Regions from separate parts of the Homo sapiens genome. Here regions 2 and 3 are each linked to region 1. Evidence: chromatin contacts called from ENCODE Hi-C or POLR2A ChIA-PET data. All regions are on one chromosome and are shown on one strand. Each heading gives the region's core, a stretch centred on a gene start or an enhancer-like site at or near the end of the contact. The rest is flanking DNA. Distances are from core to core; before and after follow the strand shown.

What was found. Hi-C counts contacts between places; a loop is a spot of excess contacts on that map. ChIA-PET counts read pairs that join two places held with the same protein, here RNA polymerase II (POLR2A). Pooled maps may share reads with other maps.
Region 2: a pooled map shows a loop between it and region 1 (2.7-fold over the local background). The contact joins the promoter of SYN1 here to the enhancer-like site in region 1. A Hi-C loop is called at or near these places in 7 of 50 pooled maps. POLR2A ChIA-PET finds 5 or more read pairs at or near these places in 2 of 52 experiments (WTC11 and activated T-cell).
Region 3: a loop to region 1 is called in a pooled map, with 2.3 times the contacts of the local background. The contact joins two enhancer-like sites. A Hi-C loop is called at or near these places in 3 of 168 maps with a recorded cell type or tissue (heart left ventricle and ovary) and 9 of 50 pooled maps. POLR2A ChIA-PET finds 5 or more read pairs at or near these places in 4 of 52 experiments (IMR-90, WTC11, activated T-cell and 1 more).

What each region holds. Positions count from the first base shown.
Region 1 is chrX:47,522,167-47,524,866 of GRCh38, reverse strand. No RefSeq gene overlaps it. Among named protein-coding and RNA genes, the nearest start is that of ARAF, 38 kb to the left of the region's middle. RefSeq lists silencers at 1,030-1,079, 1,140-1,209. Within about 2 kb of position 1,351, at least 4 of the 41 ENCODE cell types and tissues checked have a DNase peak (open chromatin) inside an H3K27ac peak, as active enhancers do.
Region 2 is chrX:47,618,597-47,621,296 of GRCh38, reverse strand. SYN1 (synapsin I) reads left to right here and starts at 1,440. Exons shown (of 13, transcript NM_006950.3): 1 at 1,440-1,945. The coding sequence starts at 1,569. RefSeq lists silencers at 1,217-1,426, 1,133-1,427.
Region 3 is chrX:47,636,506-47,639,205 of GRCh38, reverse strand. ELK1 (ETS transcription factor ELK1) reads left to right here. Exons shown (of 7, transcript NM_001114123.3): 4 at 1-311; 5 at 1,024-1,455; 6 at 2,092-2,193; 7 at 2,279-2,700. The coding sequence ends at 2,377. Among named protein-coding and RNA genes, the nearest start is that of CFP, 7.9 kb to the right of the region's middle. Within about 2 kb of position 1,250, at least 5 of the 41 ENCODE cell types and tissues checked have a DNase peak (open chromatin) inside an H3K27ac peak, as active enhancers do.

The DNA of each region.
Region 1 (2,700 bases), core at 102-2,601:
AGGTTGCAGTGAGCCGAGATCGCACCACTGCACTCCAGCCTGGGTGACAGAGCAAGACTCCGTCTAAAAAATAAAATAAAATAAGAAGAATAAATGGAAAATGTGTGTGGATCCTGAGACTTTGTGAAGTTCAGTCATGTGTCCAAGATCTGAGATCTAAGCTTTGTGAATGAATCAGTAGAAACCCCTCGGCTCCAGTGTTGGCAGGTCTCCTCCTCCATGCAGCCCTCCCAGGGAACTGGCTCTGCTTGGGAAGTCTGTGGGGTCCCTGGGGCAGCAGCTGGGTGAGTCCTGGAATCAATCCTCATGTCTGGCTGCCGAGGGGCATCTCCTTCCTTAAAATCATTTGCGGGAGGCTTGGGTCGGGCCGTCCAGTCCTTCCTTAGTCTGGGACTGCAGGAGAAATGGTGGGGACCAAGCACACAGAGGCAGGTAGAGGTGTGGTAAGTGGCGATTCTGGGTGAGACAGGATGCTAATTGGATCCCACTTGGGGTGACTTGATAACGGGTTTGTGCAGGGTCACTGAGGACCCTCCTGGCTCCACGAGGATTCACTCAGCCTGGTGGTTGGACTAAGAGAAGGCCCTGTGGCCAGGAGCCCGGTTGGGTTTTGAGGTTATTCTGAAGAGGGGGTGCTGGGTGAGTTGGGGTATTGATGCCCGGCAGCCCAAGCAAAGGGTTCGAAGGACGCGGGGAGGTGGCTGCCTCCCGTCCCCCACAGGCTCCTCTGCCGCCTCCTGAACAGTTTTCCTGCCACGTCGAGGTGCCATGCTCGGGCATTCCCGGGGTCCTGGGCCAGGAAATGGCAGGTCCCTGGATCAGGAGGCCCGAGAGCTCTGGTCCTCGAGTCCCACTTCCTCTGCCCGCAGAGGGGACTGGAGGGGCGCGATTGTGCGCCACCCCGATTGCACCCAGATTCGGTCGTTTCCAGAACCTCTTCCCAGGAGCACGGGGAGCGGGAGAGCGGGAACCCCAAAGAGGAGCTCTGGGTCCGGCGAGTCCGGGTGGCGACTCGAGCTGAGCCCCCTCTCCCGCCGCAGCGCTGGGAGGGGCTCCGTCGCCAGCCGTGCCCTCTCGTCCTGCTCACTCACCCGGGCCTAACGACAGCAGCTGGCTCTGCGAGGGGTTCCCCGGGTTGGGGCCCCTAAATTAACACGCGGAGGGCCAGGGGGAGGCAGGGGAAGGGGGGCGGGGCAAAAGCTGCAGGGAAGCAAAACGGAGGAGGAGGTGCAGACAGGAGCGAGGAACGGCGGGCAGCGGGCTCGGCCCAGCTTCACGATGCGAACGGGAGGGGGCGCCAGAGACCGCCAGAGGCCAAGGTCCAGCGCTACTGCGGCACAGGCGCCGCCGCGTAGTCCGCAGTCAGAGGGCGGGGCCCGCCTTCGCAGCCACGGTCACGGTCGTGTTCACCCAGGCTCCGCAACCACCCGCAGAGCTCACGACGTGAAGGAGCAGCCCTCCTCCTTTCCTCTTCCCTCACCTCCTCCATCTTCTCCATCCTCCTCTTCTTTTGATAGATTGATGGATCAGAGATGGATGTGTGTGTGCGCGTACGCGTGTAAAGATACTTATCAAAGCATTATCCTTAAAAAAGGAAACATCTGAAGCCACAGGGAATATGAAATTAAAGAAACTCAGGTAGACAGTCTCTTTAAAAATATTATGGAACCATTTGAAAAATTGTTTATCAATACTATGTAACATCATGGGAAATTATTTTCATGTACTATTAAAGCAAAAAAGGCAGGATACACACACAGAAATCTCCATGTAAAAATGTGAACTATACACAGAACAGGAATGATCATCAAAACTCCCTCCAAGTACGAACAATGGTTTTCTGCAGGTGTGGTAATGCCTTTGTAGAATGTGCATAAATTCATATTAAAATAAATGGAAGCCTTTCCTTTTTATAGATAAAGGGAAGCCAGGTACATCCCAGGCTGTGGCCAGGCAGGAAAAGGAGCTGGGCAGGGCTTGAGGAGGGCACCGGGGCTCCTTGGTAAGGCGATGTCCAGATGTCACCCAGGCCTGTGGGTCGGTCCTACATATCTGTGCACCCCTTCCCCTAATACCCAGATATCCCTTTTCCTTAACAATCCCCACCCTGATATACACCACAGACCTAAACTCTTAGTCCATATGCCTCTGGAAATAAACTCCTGTCAACATTTGTCTGTTCAAAACAGTTAAGAATCTCTCAATTGATCTAATGAATTGAAGAAATCTATCCCCACGTTAGAAACATGCACATGTTGGCCCTGATTTAATTTCCCAGTAACTACAATTCCCCAGTAACTACATATGCATATGTACCGGACAAACAAGGCAGCTTTCCATTCCCAACTCCTCTTCCCTGGCTGATGGTTCTCAGGAGAATCTAGGCATCTGAGCCCTAGCCCCAGCACCCTAATGGAGAGTGCAGGGCACCTGGATAGTGGAGGCAGGCCTAGAAGCTTTTGGTGTAAAAGATGAAATTGAAATAAAAAGACCCACAGGTAACCATGTGTCAAGCACACATCTGGTACCCAATACATCTTTATGGAATAAAATAGACATTAAAATGCTACAGGTATAAGTTAAAATATTGGCAAACTGACTAGCAAGGTTTAGAAATCCACATTTAAGACTGGTCTAGTGGTGATAAATTCCGTCAGCTTTTTCTTGTCAGGGAAAAACTTTAATTTCTCCTTCATTTTT
Region 2 (2,700 bases), core at 191-2,690, 96 kb before region 1:
ACCCTTTGGGAATTAACTGGAGTTCTTGTATTCCCTCATCTGTAAAATAGACATTATATTATCCACCCCACTGGATTGTTGTGAGGGTTGGATGAAATGATGCATGTAAACAGCTTAGTTAAGAGTTGGGTACAATCAGTGAACAAATGATTATGAATTAGTGCTTTTATTGTAGTCAGAATCATAAAGATTTGACAGGTTCCCATATCCCACCTCTGCTTGGACTACCTCATTTGCTCATATGCAAACATTATTTGGTACCTACTGTGTGTGCACCATGGGATGGGCCTGCCTCTGTGGAAAGTTCTTGGGTGCAGGGGGAGACAGCCATGGGCACTGATGACATCAGGTAGTTATCGTGAGTTTTGGCGGTGTCCAGAGCAAAGGGATGGTGGCGTATATACCAAGTGTGTTCTGGTGTGGGGGTGGACACGCACCAGGGCTAGGGCTGCAGAGAATGTCTGTGTTGCAGATCTAGGTTTCTCCATGATCATCGGTGGGAATGTGTTTTGTCTGCAAGTGTATGCTCATATGAGTTTCCCTGGGTCTCTGTGTGTCAGTGTGTTACCTGTGTGTGTGGGGGTATGGGTGTATGCATGCATGTATGTAACATGCCCATGTGTGTTACTCTGGACTTGTATGTCTGTATGTATACCTAGATTGGCGTGTGTTCTGTCTGTACATGCCCTCGTATGTTTCCTCACTTTTGTGTGTGTTTATATGTGTGTCATTTCTTGTGTGCCTCCAGGCCCCCCTTGCCACCTTGGGCAAGGGTGTGTACACCACCCAAGTGTCCACCTCCGCTTGTCTGATGCTGTCTGTGACGCCCCCGCTCTCTGCCTAGCTGAGCCTGTGTGGATGTGGGAGACTAATCTCCCCGCGGGCACTGCGTGTGACCTCACCCCCCTCTGTGAGGGGGTTATTTCTCTACTTTCGTGTCTCTGAGTGTGCTTCCAGTGCCCCCCTCCCCCCAAAAAATGCCTTCTGAGTTGAATATCAACACTACAAACCGAGTATCTGCAGAGGGCCCTGCGTATGAGTGCAAGTGGGTTTTAGGACCAGGATGAGGCGGGGTGGGGGTGCCTACCTGACGACCGACCCCGACCCACTGGACAAGCACCCAACCCCCATTCCCCAAATTGCGCATCCCCTATCAGAGAGGGGGAGGGGAAACAGGATGCGGCGAGGCGCGTGCGCACTGCCAGCTTCAGCACCGCGGACAGTGCCTTCGCCCCCGCCTGGCGGCGCGCGCCACCGCCGCCTCAGCACTGAAGGCGCGCTGACGTCACTCGCCGGTCCCCCGCAAACTCCCCTTCCCGGCCACCTTGGTCGCGTCCGCGCCGCCGCCGGCCCAGCCGGACCGCACCACGCGAGGCGCGAGATAGGGGGGCACGGGCGCGACCATCTGCGCTGCGGCGCCGGCGACTCAGCGCTGCCTCAGTCTGCGGTGGGCAGCGGAGGAGTCGTGTCGTGCCTGAGAGCGCAGCTGTGCTCCTGGGCACCGCGCAGTCCGCCCCCGCGGCTCCTGGCCAGACCACCCCTAGGACCCCCTGCCCCAAGTCGCAGCCATGAACTACCTGCGGCGCCGCCTGTCGGACAGCAACTTTATGGCCAATCTGCCAAATGGGTACATGACAGACCTGCAGCGTCCGCAGCCGCCCCCACCGCCGCCCGGTGCCCACAGCCCCGGAGCCACGCCCGGTCCCGGGACCGCCACTGCCGAGAGGTCCTCCGGGGTCGCCCCAGCGGCCTCTCCGGCCGCCCCTAGCCCCGGGTCCTCGGGGGGCGGTGGCTTCTTCTCGTCGCTGTCCAACGCGGTCAAGCAGACCACGGCGGCGGCAGCTGCCACCTTCAGCGAGCAGGTGGGCGGCGGCTCTGGGGGCGCAGGCCGCGGGGGAGCCGCCTCCAGGGTGCTGCTGGTCATCGACGAGCCGCACACCGACTGGTAAGCCACTGCCGCGGACGTCTCCCGTGGGCCTGGGTCCCCAGATCGTTCTTCTGCGAATGAGCAATTATCGAGCGCCGCTTGTGTGCCTGACACCTGGCCCTCTCACCTAAATCTTTTTCCTTTAAATTATTAAGCTGGATGCTTCCTCTGTGCCCCGCCCTTGTCGCCCCCCTCCGCCCCTTAAACCTTGATGGATCCAGGGAGCAATTATCAGGCACCTGCTGCGTACCTGTTCCCTACTACCCCTCCCCCAAAAGTCTTTGGCTTCAATATATCCTATGAGCCTTCGAAAACCGAACGTGTCCTTCCTACCCTCCCCAACCCTTGCCCCATAGGCCTTGTCCTCTAATGGATCTTGTGAGCACTTATCTAGTACCTGCAGTATGCCTCATCCAAGAGCCCTTCCCCAAGGCCTTTGATTTCAATGAGGTTTGTGAGCATTCTTTGAGAGCCTGATACTGTCCTGTTCTCCTCAACCCTTGCCCTGAGGCCTTCTCTAATGGGTCTTGTGAGCATGTGTCCAGTCTATGCTATGTGTCCCACCCCAGCTCCGTCCTTAAAGCCCTTTTAAACTATTTAGTAAACATTGAGTACCTGCTGTGTATCCCACCCCAGCTTCTCTCCAAAAGCTTTGCCTTTCATGGATCCTGTGAGTTTTGATTGGATGCCTTCTCTGTGCCCCAACTCCAAGCCCTCTCTCTGAGGGCCTTTTCTCCAAAGGATCTAGGAAGCATTTGTTAAGTGCCTGATAC
Region 3 (2,700 bases), core at 1-2,500, 110 kb before region 1:
CCCCTGCTGCTATACATGCCGCCCCAGGGGACACTGTCTCTGGAAAGCCAGGCACACCCAAGGGTGCAGGAATGGCAGGCCCAGGCGGTTTGGCACGCAGCAGCCGGAACGAGTACATGCGCTCGGGCCTCTATTCCACCTTCACCATCCAGTCTCTGCAGCCGCAGCCACCCCCTCATCCTCGGCCTGCTGTGGTGCTCCCCAGTGCAGCTCCTGCAGGGGCAGCAGCGCCCCCCTCGGGGAGCAGGAGCACCAGTCCAAGCCCCTTGGAGGCCTGTCTGGAGGCTGAAGAGGCCGGCTTGCCTCTGCAGGTAAGGACTGGAATATAGAAATTCAGTAAGAGGAGGCAGTAAAGAGGAGGGATGTGTAATCCCCGGATGACGAGGGAGGCTGGTAGAAGAGACATAGCTGTCCCGTTAAAGGAGATAATGGTGGAAGGAAGACATCCTCTTAGAAGGAGGGGTGGGGCAGAGAGCTACACAAATCCTGAGACAGAAAGGGGAGAATACTGTGCTACAGTTAGTAGCTGCCGAACATGTAGGTGCCTGGAATATGTTTAATGCACTGGTTCTCGCACTCTAGTGCTCATCAGAATCACCTGTAGGTCTTGTTAAACCACAGATTGCCAGGCACACCCCCAGAGTTTCTGAATTTGTGGGGCTGGGGAGGGGCCCAATAATTTGCATTTTTAACTTGTTACCAAATGAGGCAGATATTGCTGGTCCAGAGGAAGGTAAATTTTTGAGAACCACTGTTTTAATGAATGAGGATGGTATCCCTCAGATTCCTACCCGCTTCAGGTTGTCTCACCCCAAGTCCCCTGTCCCATAGGAGGACCTGCCCCAGAGGAAGCCCTACTTCCTTGACGAAGTCCTATGTCCTGTTGGAGGACTTGCTCTGATGTGCAGTCATGCCCTGAGTACCAAGTGCCACCTTCCCGGGGAAATCACTGGGTGGCCCACAGGAGAATCCTGTGGTCCCAACAATCCTTACACACCCTCTTTGTGCCTGCTCCTCTACCAGGTCATCCTGACCCCGCCCGAGGCCCCAAACCTGAAATCGGAAGAGCTTAATGTGGAGCCGGGTTTGGGCCGGGCTTTGCCCCCAGAAGTGAAAGTAGAAGGGCCCAAGGAAGAGTTGGAAGTTGCGGGGGAGAGAGGGTTTGTGCCAGAAACCACCAAGGCCGAGCCAGAAGTCCCTCCACAGGAGGGCGTGCCAGCCCGGCTGCCCGCGGTTGTTATGGACACCGCAGGGCAGGCGGGCGGCCATGCGGCTTCCAGCCCTGAGATCTCCCAGCCGCAGAAGGGCCGGAAGCCCCGGGACCTAGAGCTTCCACTCAGCCCGAGCCTGCTAGGTGGGCCGGGACCCGAACGGACCCCAGGATCGGGAAGTGGCTCCGGCCTCCAGGCTCCGGGGCCGGCGCTGACCCCATCCCTGCTTCCTACGCATACATTGGTGAGTGCCTGCGGAGGGGTGGGGTGTGTGGGCGCCAGCACCAATGGGATTGGCATGTGGCGGGTGACTGACAGGAATCAGAGGAGGGTGAGTGTGGTTGTTCCTGAAGAGGGTGGAGCCTTTGAGTGTGATTGACTGGGCTGATGCTGGCTGGAGGGATGGGGTTTGATTAGTGAAGGGCAGGGCTGGGGACTTTTGTGGGTGGGACCGAGGGTCTTTCTGTGGGACTGTTTCTAGGTTGGGGTGTGGCTTAAGGAACCTGAGCAGGGCTTTTTGGTCTGGGATGTGCATATGGGGTTTCATGGGTGGGACATGAGTTGGAAGTTGACCCTGAGCTGTTGGGATGGTGACTTGAGAGGTTTGAGAGCAGCATTTGGATAGGGTCTTGTGGGTGGTCTTGACCAATGAGGTCTCAGCAACTGAGGGTGGGCTCTCGGGAGTGGGGAGTGGGGGGTGTCTGCAGAGTTTGAGAGATCATAGGCATGGCCTCCATGGTTACCATCTAGGTGTGTGCACTTTGGGGAGTGACCCTGGGAGTGTGAGTGGGAAATCTGTGGTGGGGCCGGGACCAAGTCCCTTCCAGCATCCCACATCTACTTTCTACTCACTTGAGCTCCGACCACCCTCTCCCCACAGACCCCGGTGCTGCTGACACCCAGCTCGCTGCCTCCTAGCATTCACTTCTGGAGCACCCTGAGTCCCATTGCGCCCCGTAGCCCGGCCAAGCTCTCCTTCCAGGTAGGATCCTCTTTCCCCGTTTTGGACAGGGTGAGAGACCCAAGAATGGCCCCCATCTGTGACCTCTCCCTCTTTTTGCCCCCAGTTTCCATCCAGTGGCAGCGCCCAGGTGCACATCCCTTCTATCAGCGTGGATGGCCTCTCGACCCCCGTGGTGCTCTCCCCAGGGCCCCAGAAGCCATGACTACTACCACCACCACCACCACCCCTTCTGGGGTCACTCCATCCATGCTCTCTCCAGCCAGCCATCTCAAGGAGAAACATAGTTCAACTGAAAGACTCATGCTCTGATTGTGGTGGGGTGGGGATCCTTGGGAAGAATTACTCCCAAGAGTAACTCTCATTATCTCCTCCACAGAAAACACACAGCTTCCACAACTTCTCTGTTTTCTGTCAGTCCCCCAGTGGCCGCCCTTACACGTCTCCTACTTCAATGGTAGGGGCGGTTTATTTATTTATTTTTTGAAGGCCACTGGGAGGAGCCTGACCTAACCTTTTAGGGTGGTT